Regions from separate parts of the Homo sapiens genome. Here region 1 is linked to region 2. Evidence: chromatin loops called from intact Hi-C (ENCODE). Cell type or tissue: endothelial cell of umbilical vein. All regions are shown on one strand.

Region 1 (4,000 bases), 130 kb before region 2:
ATTACAATGGTTTGTAGTCCTTCAAAGGGCTACAATACATAAACAAATCGACAGTATATTTGTTTTGTTTTGTTTTGTATTGAGACAGGGTCTCACTCTGTTGCCCAGGCTGGAATGCAGTGACACAATCACGGATCACTGCAGCCTCGACCTCCCAGGCTCAAGAGATCCTCCCTCCTCGGTCTCCTGAGTAGCTGGGACTACAGTGTGCACTAACACTGCTAGCTAATTTTTGTATTTTTTTTGTAGAGACAGGGTTTCACCATGTTGCCCAGGCTGGTCTTGAACTCCTGAGCTCAAGCGACCCACCTGCCTCAGCCTTCCAAAGTGCTGGGATTATAGGCGTGAGCCAAAGCTGGGCCCAACAGTATATTTGTGATATTAAAATTTTGTATGGGGGTGGCGATTAGGTGGCGATTAGGAAAACAATGTCTACAAGGCTCGCTGGAGTAGTGGTTGGGGATGATAATGAGGAAAAAAAATAAAAAAAGGTTGAGAAACACTGATCTCAATCTTGCAGTGCCTACAGAGCTTTTTGGCATTCGTGAATGGTGTCTCTGTTTCCAGTCACACATGTTTGTCCAGCACATTTGCTTCAGGCTTCATTCATCCTGCCCGTTTTACCCGAGGCCCTAAATGATCATGTTTTGCCTCTTTAAACCCTTTCCTCTTCTGGCCACAGGTGCCTGAATTAGGGTGGACATGAGCCATGACTAGTTAAGGCACAGCGAGTGACTGGTCCCAGGAAGGCTGGCTGCACCTCACTTCCTCTCCTGAGTCTTTTCTTGGTTCACCTCGTGTGACGCAGCTCTGTAGTTTTGTAACAGCTACTCTACCAACTATCCTTTTGAGATGGTTACTAATGGAGTGGGTATCAAAAAGCCCTGGTTATATCTCCCCAGTCAGGACATTTGGGCTGGTGGCACATGCGTTTGAATGAGGTTGGATGAGATGAAAGGGAAATCCATTTGAGTCATCAGCTCTTTATCCTTATCCCTGGTTGGTGTAGAGTGGGGGTTTTCAACAGCTGCACGATTGACATTTTGGACCAAATAATTCTTTGTTATAGGAAACTGTCCTGTGCTTTGTAGGATGTTATTTAACAGCATCCCAGGCCCCTACATGGTAGATGCCAGTAACACTGAATCCCCCGCTCTCCAGTTGTGACAATCAAAAATGTCTACAGATAAATAGATAAAATTATTGTCAATTAAAAATAAAATATAGTTGGGCATGGTGGCTCACACCTGTAATCCCAGCACTTTGGGAGAGTGAGGAGGGTGGATCGCTTGAGGACAGGAGTTCGAGACCAGCCTGGCCAATATGGTGAGACCCCGTCTCTACTAAAAATACAAAAACTAGCCAGGCATGGTGGTGCGCACCTGTAGTCCCAGCAACTCAGGAGGCTGAGGCAGGGGAATTGCTTGAACCTGAGAGGCGGAGGTTGCAGTGAGGTGAGATCACATCACTGCATTCCAGCCTGGGTGACAGAGTGAGACTCCATCTCAAAAATAAATAATAATAATAATAATAATAATAATAATAATAATAATAATAATACTAAAATAAAAAAAGTCTCCAGACATTGTCAAGTGTTCCCTGTGGGACAAAATTGCCTCCAGTTGAGAACCACTCATGTAGAGAACCTAGAAGATCAGGAAGTATAAATCTCATCATTTCAGCATGATCAGAAATGCCATAGAAGGGTTCAGATCAGAAATGGGAGAAAAGCATTGTAATCATGATATTCACAGCTAATGCTGAGTGAGTGCTCGCTAAGGACGTTCCACACACTGACTCATTAGCCCTTCCAGTAACTCCAAGGAGTCGTCCTGCTGTTTCCACCCACTCTATACTTGAGGGATTTAAGACATGGGGATGTTGAGGAACTTGCCTGAGGTCACGTAGCTGGTAATAGTGGAGTCACCCAGGCAGCCCGGTTCCAGTGCCCCAGCGCTCGGGAGTGCATAACCTCTCTGTCTTACCGTCACGGTTCTACTTCCTTATCCTCCAGGGGGCGCACGCAGCACAGTACCAAGCACACAATAGGTTCTCATTAGACTCATTGATTCTGTCCATACTGACATTGGCATCTACTGGGGCACTCTGCCCCTAGATCTCTGCATGGCAACCTCCTTTACTTGGAGGTGGTCTCTGCTGCAATCCCACGTTCTCTGCGAAGAAGTCTCCTATTGCCTCTGTAGAATAGCACCCTCCTTCACTGCCAAGCCCCTTCCCCTTATTTTTCTTTATAGTACTTAGCATCTGACATATATTTTTTGTTCTCTTGCCCCCAACAGACTAAAATGTCTGTTGTATGAAAGGAGAGGCTTTGCCTGTTGTGTTTGCTGCTGTATCCACAGCACCTAGAACATTCCTAGGCATATAGTAGATGCCCATTAAGTGTGTGGAAAAAATGAATACATCCCTTAGCCAAGTGCTATATTCAAATTTCCTTACTCTGGTTATTGGTTACTACTTTTCCTCATCACTGCATTGAAAAAAACAAAACAAAACAAAAAACACAAAAAAACCTTTCTCTGAATGACCAGGCACCTTTATCCAGAAGTGGGGCATAACCCTTGACACAAGGGGCAATGGATTGGGGATCCTCGACTAATGCCTGTCAGAGGTTTATTGTTAACTGGACTAGGTCACTTACAGAGTTTATTTTTAATTTTGCTTTGTCAGTCTGTGAAAGTAATTCAACAGTGTCATGATAATGTACATAGTTAATGAAGTTAATTTATATTTAGCTTGGGTCTAAATCACATAATAAATTATAAATGATATTTTGAGAAACATATTATGGACAATTCAATGGCAGATTTTTGCATAAAAATTAACAGAAGTTGATTCTATCTTTCTCCATAACCACTATTCATAAGTTGAAAAAATGTAGTTTTAATGAAAATGTATTAAAAACTTAGCAACTGCTCTCATTCTATAGAAAATGAAGCCACGGCTGGGCACAGTGGCTCATGCCTGTAATCCCAGCATTTTGGGAGGACAAGGCAGGCAGATCACCTGAGGTCAGGAGTTCAAGACCAGTCTGACCAACATGGCGAAAGCCCGTCTGTACTAAAACATACAAAAATTAGCCGGGCGTAGTGGCAGACGCGTGTAATCTCAGCTACTCGAGAGGCTGAGGCAGGGGGAATTGCTTGAGCCCAGGAGGCAGAAGTTGCAGTGAGCAGAGATCGTGCCACAGGACTCTAGTCTGGGTGACAGAGTGAGAACGCATCTCAACAAACAAACAAACAAACAAACAAAAAAACAAATAAAATGGAGCCACATAGTAACTATAGATAGAAAAGTAGTTAAGTTACTGTTGGCACCCTTTTGCCTCAAACACATTCCCTTCTCACCATCCAGATAATTATTTATAAAGTTTGAGACCTCCACCCCCCGACTCCCAGTTGCAAACATAGGACTTGGAGCAGTTGCCTAGTTTGGCATTTTGTAAAGAAATCTATTGCTGTATTGCAATTAGGCAATTCAGGCTGTTATGGTTACATTAGACTTGAGAGAAGCTCATTCCCTAAACCCTAAAAATCAGCTTTGAGAAATATGATCAATTCACCCCTAATCTAGGTTTAAACTCATGCACAGACCCTATGCAGCTAGACAGGCTAAGGTGGAAAGAAACACCTTTCTGTTGCTGGGGGTTGGGGATGGAACAGATGCCTCTGAATTAGGAAGGATGTCTTGCAGAACACCATCCTCTATGCTTGTCACCAGTTCTCATGTCCCCAAATGCCTCATATCTCAATTGAGTGTTGCCATTCTCACCACTGAATCCCAGCTCCAGCCTCCTGAACACTTCAACAAGAGACTGTGCCATTGTTCACTGCAGCCTTGTTCAACACTGGGTCAGGCTTTTAAGATTATATAGCATTTTTTTTTTTTTTAAGACAGAGTCTTGCTCTGTCACCCAGGCTGGAGTGCAGAGGCACTGTCTCGGCTCACTGCAACCTCTGCCTCCCGGGTTGAAGCAATT
Region 2 (4,000 bases):
GCCAAGGCGGGTGGATCATGAGGTCAGGAGTTTGAGACCAGCCTGGCCAATGTGGTGAAACCCCATCTCTACTAAAAATACAAAAATTAGCCAGGCATGGTGGCGGGCGCCTGTAATCCTTGGGAGGCTGAGGCAGGAGAATCGCTTGAAACCAGAAGGTGGGGAGGTTGCAGTGAGCCAAGATCATGCCACTGCACTCCAGCCTGGGTAACAAGAGCAAAACTCTGTCTCAAAAAATAAATAAATAAATAAAAATTTAGAGAATGAATCAAGGCATGACTGTAGGACCAAACGAGTTCACATATGCAAAGTGTTTTAATATGGTCAAAGCATTCAATAAATGCTGCTGTTAATTAGGAGGCAAGAAGAGATTGAAGGGAAATCTCAAGGGGCTCCAGAGACTACTACGATGGTGCAAAGTCACAGAAGCCCTGGGAAAAGCAGGTAGAATGGAGTTGCCATGACATTGAGCCTCACCTAGATGCCAGGTAGGTAACACGCATTATCACAGGTGAGTCTCACTGTAATCTCACAAGGGAATTTCTATGGTCATCCCCACCCCACAGTGTAACAAGCTCAAGGTCCCAAGAGTATGACCTACGTTTCCTGTTCTGGACCTTAAGTTTTATTTATTTATTAATTATTTTACTTTTTTTGAGATGAGGTCTTGCTCTGTCACACAGCCCAAAGTGCAGTGGCACGATCCTGACTTACTGCAACCTCCGCCTTCCAGGCTCAAGCAATCTTTCTACCTCAGCCCCCCAAGTATCTGTGAGTACAGGCATGTGCCACCACACTCGGATATATATATATATATATATATATATATATTTGTGTGTGTGGAGATAGGGTTTCACTAGGTTGCCCAGGCTGGTCTCAAACCCCTGGTCTCAAGTGATCCGCCTGCCTCGGCCTCCCAAACTGTTGGGATTCCAGGCGTGAGCCACCGTGCCCAGCCTGGACCTTAAGAATGAAATCATCCTTGGGTTAAAGGCTGGTCTCCCTTAGAGATGGTTGTTTGCAGGTCACCTTCCAGGGGCTAATACTCTGGCAAATGCTGGTGACCTTGAGATGAATGAGCCTTGATCCGTGTACTCAGTGAGCTCTCAGGATGAGGGTTCCTGTAGCCTCTCTCTTCATTGCATCATCTCCAAAACCTGACAGGACTGATGCTGGAAGGTCTTTCCAAGGCCCAGACTCCTCTCCTGGCTCAAACACTTTCCATGGCTCTCTGTGGCCTCCAGCCCAGGGTCTGAATTGGTTCTACCTGGCCAAGTGCTCTGCCTGCTTTTAGGGTCTGGTCTGTGCCGCGAGCCCCTGTCCCATCCCAGCTTTATCTCCCACAACTTCCCAGCCCTTACCTATGCCCTGGTCATGTGGATCCTTTCCTGTATATCTATACCCTTCATTCATCTTGGTCTTTTGGTCTGAAATGCAGCCCCCTCCTCCACTGGCCCCTGAAACCTAACCCACCCTCCTCCTGCACTGCCTGGACTGCAGGAAACCTTTCCAGGCTACGTATCCAAACTAGTCTTTTTCTCCCTCCTCTGTTTTGCTAGATTTAGAGATGGTTCTAGTACGTGACTCAAGGTAAGAGGTTGTGTTTGACTGATACCAAGTGCGTCTGTCCAGAGTTAGATATGAGGATAGAAGTTCCTTGAGCCAGGGATGGTATCTTAGCTATCCCTGGGATCCCCACAGGACACGTGCTAACAGGGAAATTCAAAGACCCCACCAAACTCCTGCCACCATTTCCTGCCCTCTTGTGCCCAGGCCCACCTCTGGGTTGGAGGAGCAGGGTGCTGTGGGAGAAGGTGCACTGGTCCTGGAGTCAGGGCCTTCAGGTTTGTGCCATCCCACTGAATACATGGCCAATGACCTTGGGCAAAGGGACTCCTGCCTCGGGGCTTTAATCTGTGCATCCACAGACTGTACATATGGCATTGGACCAGGACCTCCCTAGTGCCTTTTTGGTAAAGAGGACCGTAAGTTTCTTAGACTTTTAATATGCAGATGAATTCTCTGGAGAATCTGTTAAATTGCAGATTCTGACTCAGTAGGTTTGGGGCAGGTCCTTATTTCTAACAAGCTCCCAGGTGACCTTGATGCTGGTGGTCCGTGAGCCACGCTTTGCATTAACAAGGGTCTAACCCAGTGATCCTCAGCCCTAGCCCGATAGAAGAATGGCCTGAAAGGTCGCTCTTTCCCTCCTCCACTGCCTTCTGCATTTTAAATTAAAGTTTCCCTTGGGAGATTGTAAAAAGATGTTAGGATGGCACCCCAGGGCCATTAACTCAGCATTTGTAGGGGTGGGAACTTGGCATCGGTAGTGTTTAAAGCTCACCAGGTGAATCCAGTGTGCAGCCAGGACTGGGAACTGATTTACCTCGTGGGTGGAGAACTTTAGCAAATGGTTTTCAGGCGAAGCTTTTTGTCTCTGCTGCCCCCTTGTGGTCATCTTGTTCACTCACAGTCAGAGCGCAAGCCCTGTTCCCAAGAGAGATGGGAATCGCAGAACAATTGGGAAAATAATGTCGCTGCCCATGGTGGACGGGCTTCCCTGAGACCCCAGCACTCACCCTGACATGGGTGGGCTCCTCCTCTGCCGTGATGCTGAAGACGATTCCTTAAACAAGGGCCTCGCTCCCAGTGTCCTGGGGGTAGCCCACATGAGTAGGAAAAACTCTGGGTGGGCCAGGAACTGGAAACAGCAGGGGGCCCTGTAGTCGGCAGCTGAGATAGAGGTTGGATAGAGCAGGTCCAGGAGAAACTTCCTAGGAGAAGGTGGGCGCTGAACCCAACCCTCAGCTCTCCTGGGCGGGAGTCAAGAGAAGTCTTAGATGCAGACGTGAGGTTTGGGTTGCTTGGCGGTCAGCCAGCAGGGGGCACTCTGGCGCCACGTAGAGTTCCCAGGTCGGGTCTCCTAGTCTTCGTCGTCTTGACTGGGAACTGTCCACCCCGGTGCAGGATGCCCCAGGTGCAGTGGAGCAGCTCAGAGCCCCAGGGCGTGACTGTCCGCAGCTGGCTGGCTTCCCTCTGTGCCAGGTGCAGGGTCAAGGATATCCCCATGCACAGAGCCTGCCGTCAGTGGTATGAGGAGTATGAAGGTTCTGATGCTGCTGCCCATTCAGAAATGCAAAATGGCCCAGTACCTTGAGCACAGGTCTAGTCCCTACTGTGCCCTGCCTGGCTGTGTGATCTTGACACATTCATCTCCCCTTTGTGGGCCTGCTTCTCCCTCATCCAATGCATCCCCCAAGCCATCCTGGGCTGTGGTGCTGCTCCCCAGACAACAGGGAGTTGGACTCATGGTTTTGGGGGGCTCACATTGCCCTTAGGGGGCCAGAGTCAAGGGAATCACCTTTTTTTTTTTTTTTTTTTTTTTTTTTTTGCCTTCTGCTGTAGGGCCTGGTTCTGGGCTGGACTTTCCCCATCCTCTTCCTGAAAGCCACCCTTGTTCAATCATGGGGACAAGATACAGTCCAGGAAAGGAGCTAGGGCCCTCCTAAGAGATGATCCCGAATAGGGCCCAGCTGTGGACAGGATGATCTCTTTTCCAGCCGGGCGCCATGGTTCATGCCTGTAATCCCAGCACTTTGGGAGGCCGAGGTGGGAGGATCACTTGAGGTCAGGAGTTCGAGATCAGCCTGGCCAACACAGTGAAACTCCTTCTCTACTAAAAATACAAAAAATTAGCTGGATGTGGTGGTGCATGCCTAGAATCCCAGCTACTTGGGAGGCTGAGGCAGGAGAATCACTTGAGCCTCTGGGAGGTGGAGGTTGCAGTGAGCCAAGATTGCGCCTGGGTGATAGAGTGAGATTCAGTCTCAAAATAAAATAAAAACGCCAAATCCCTTTTCTGTTAGTTGTCAAACACACTAGACATCAGGACACGGTGGTCCTGGCTACATGACTGCCTTGTAACAGTGAGAAATATCCAGAGATGGGATGCATGTTAGAGTTGAATGGGGTTTGTCCCGGGGAGAGAGGGGAACCAAAG

Evidence for each region. Peaks named below come from ENCODE experiments on the same cell type or tissue, not always from the same donor. Only the 100,000 strongest peaks of a DNase experiment are listed, where the experiment ranks them.
Region 1: it touches region 2 in a loop (6-fold over the local background); 19 of 110 quality-filtered maps call a loop at or near these places.

The regions. Positions count from the first base shown.
Region 1 is chr16:71,540,486-71,544,485 of GRCh38, reverse strand. No RefSeq gene overlaps it. Among named protein-coding and RNA genes, the nearest start is that of CHST4, 16 kb to the right of the region's middle. In endothelial cell of umbilical vein, a CTCF peak has its summit at 2,003 (motif pointing right); no DNase peak of the experiment used is centred here; H3K27me3 peaks cover 170 bases.
Region 2 is chr16:71,411,353-71,415,352 of GRCh38, reverse strand. LINC02136 (long intergenic non-protein coding RNA 2136) reads left to right here. Exons shown (of 3, transcript NR_146574.1): 2 at 358-488. Among named protein-coding and RNA genes, the nearest start is that of LINC02136, 13 kb to the left of the region's middle. RefSeq lists enhancers at 2,667-2,756, 2,830-3,331. In endothelial cell of umbilical vein, a CTCF peak has its summit at 2,484 (motif pointing left); a DNase peak (open chromatin) is centred at 2,462.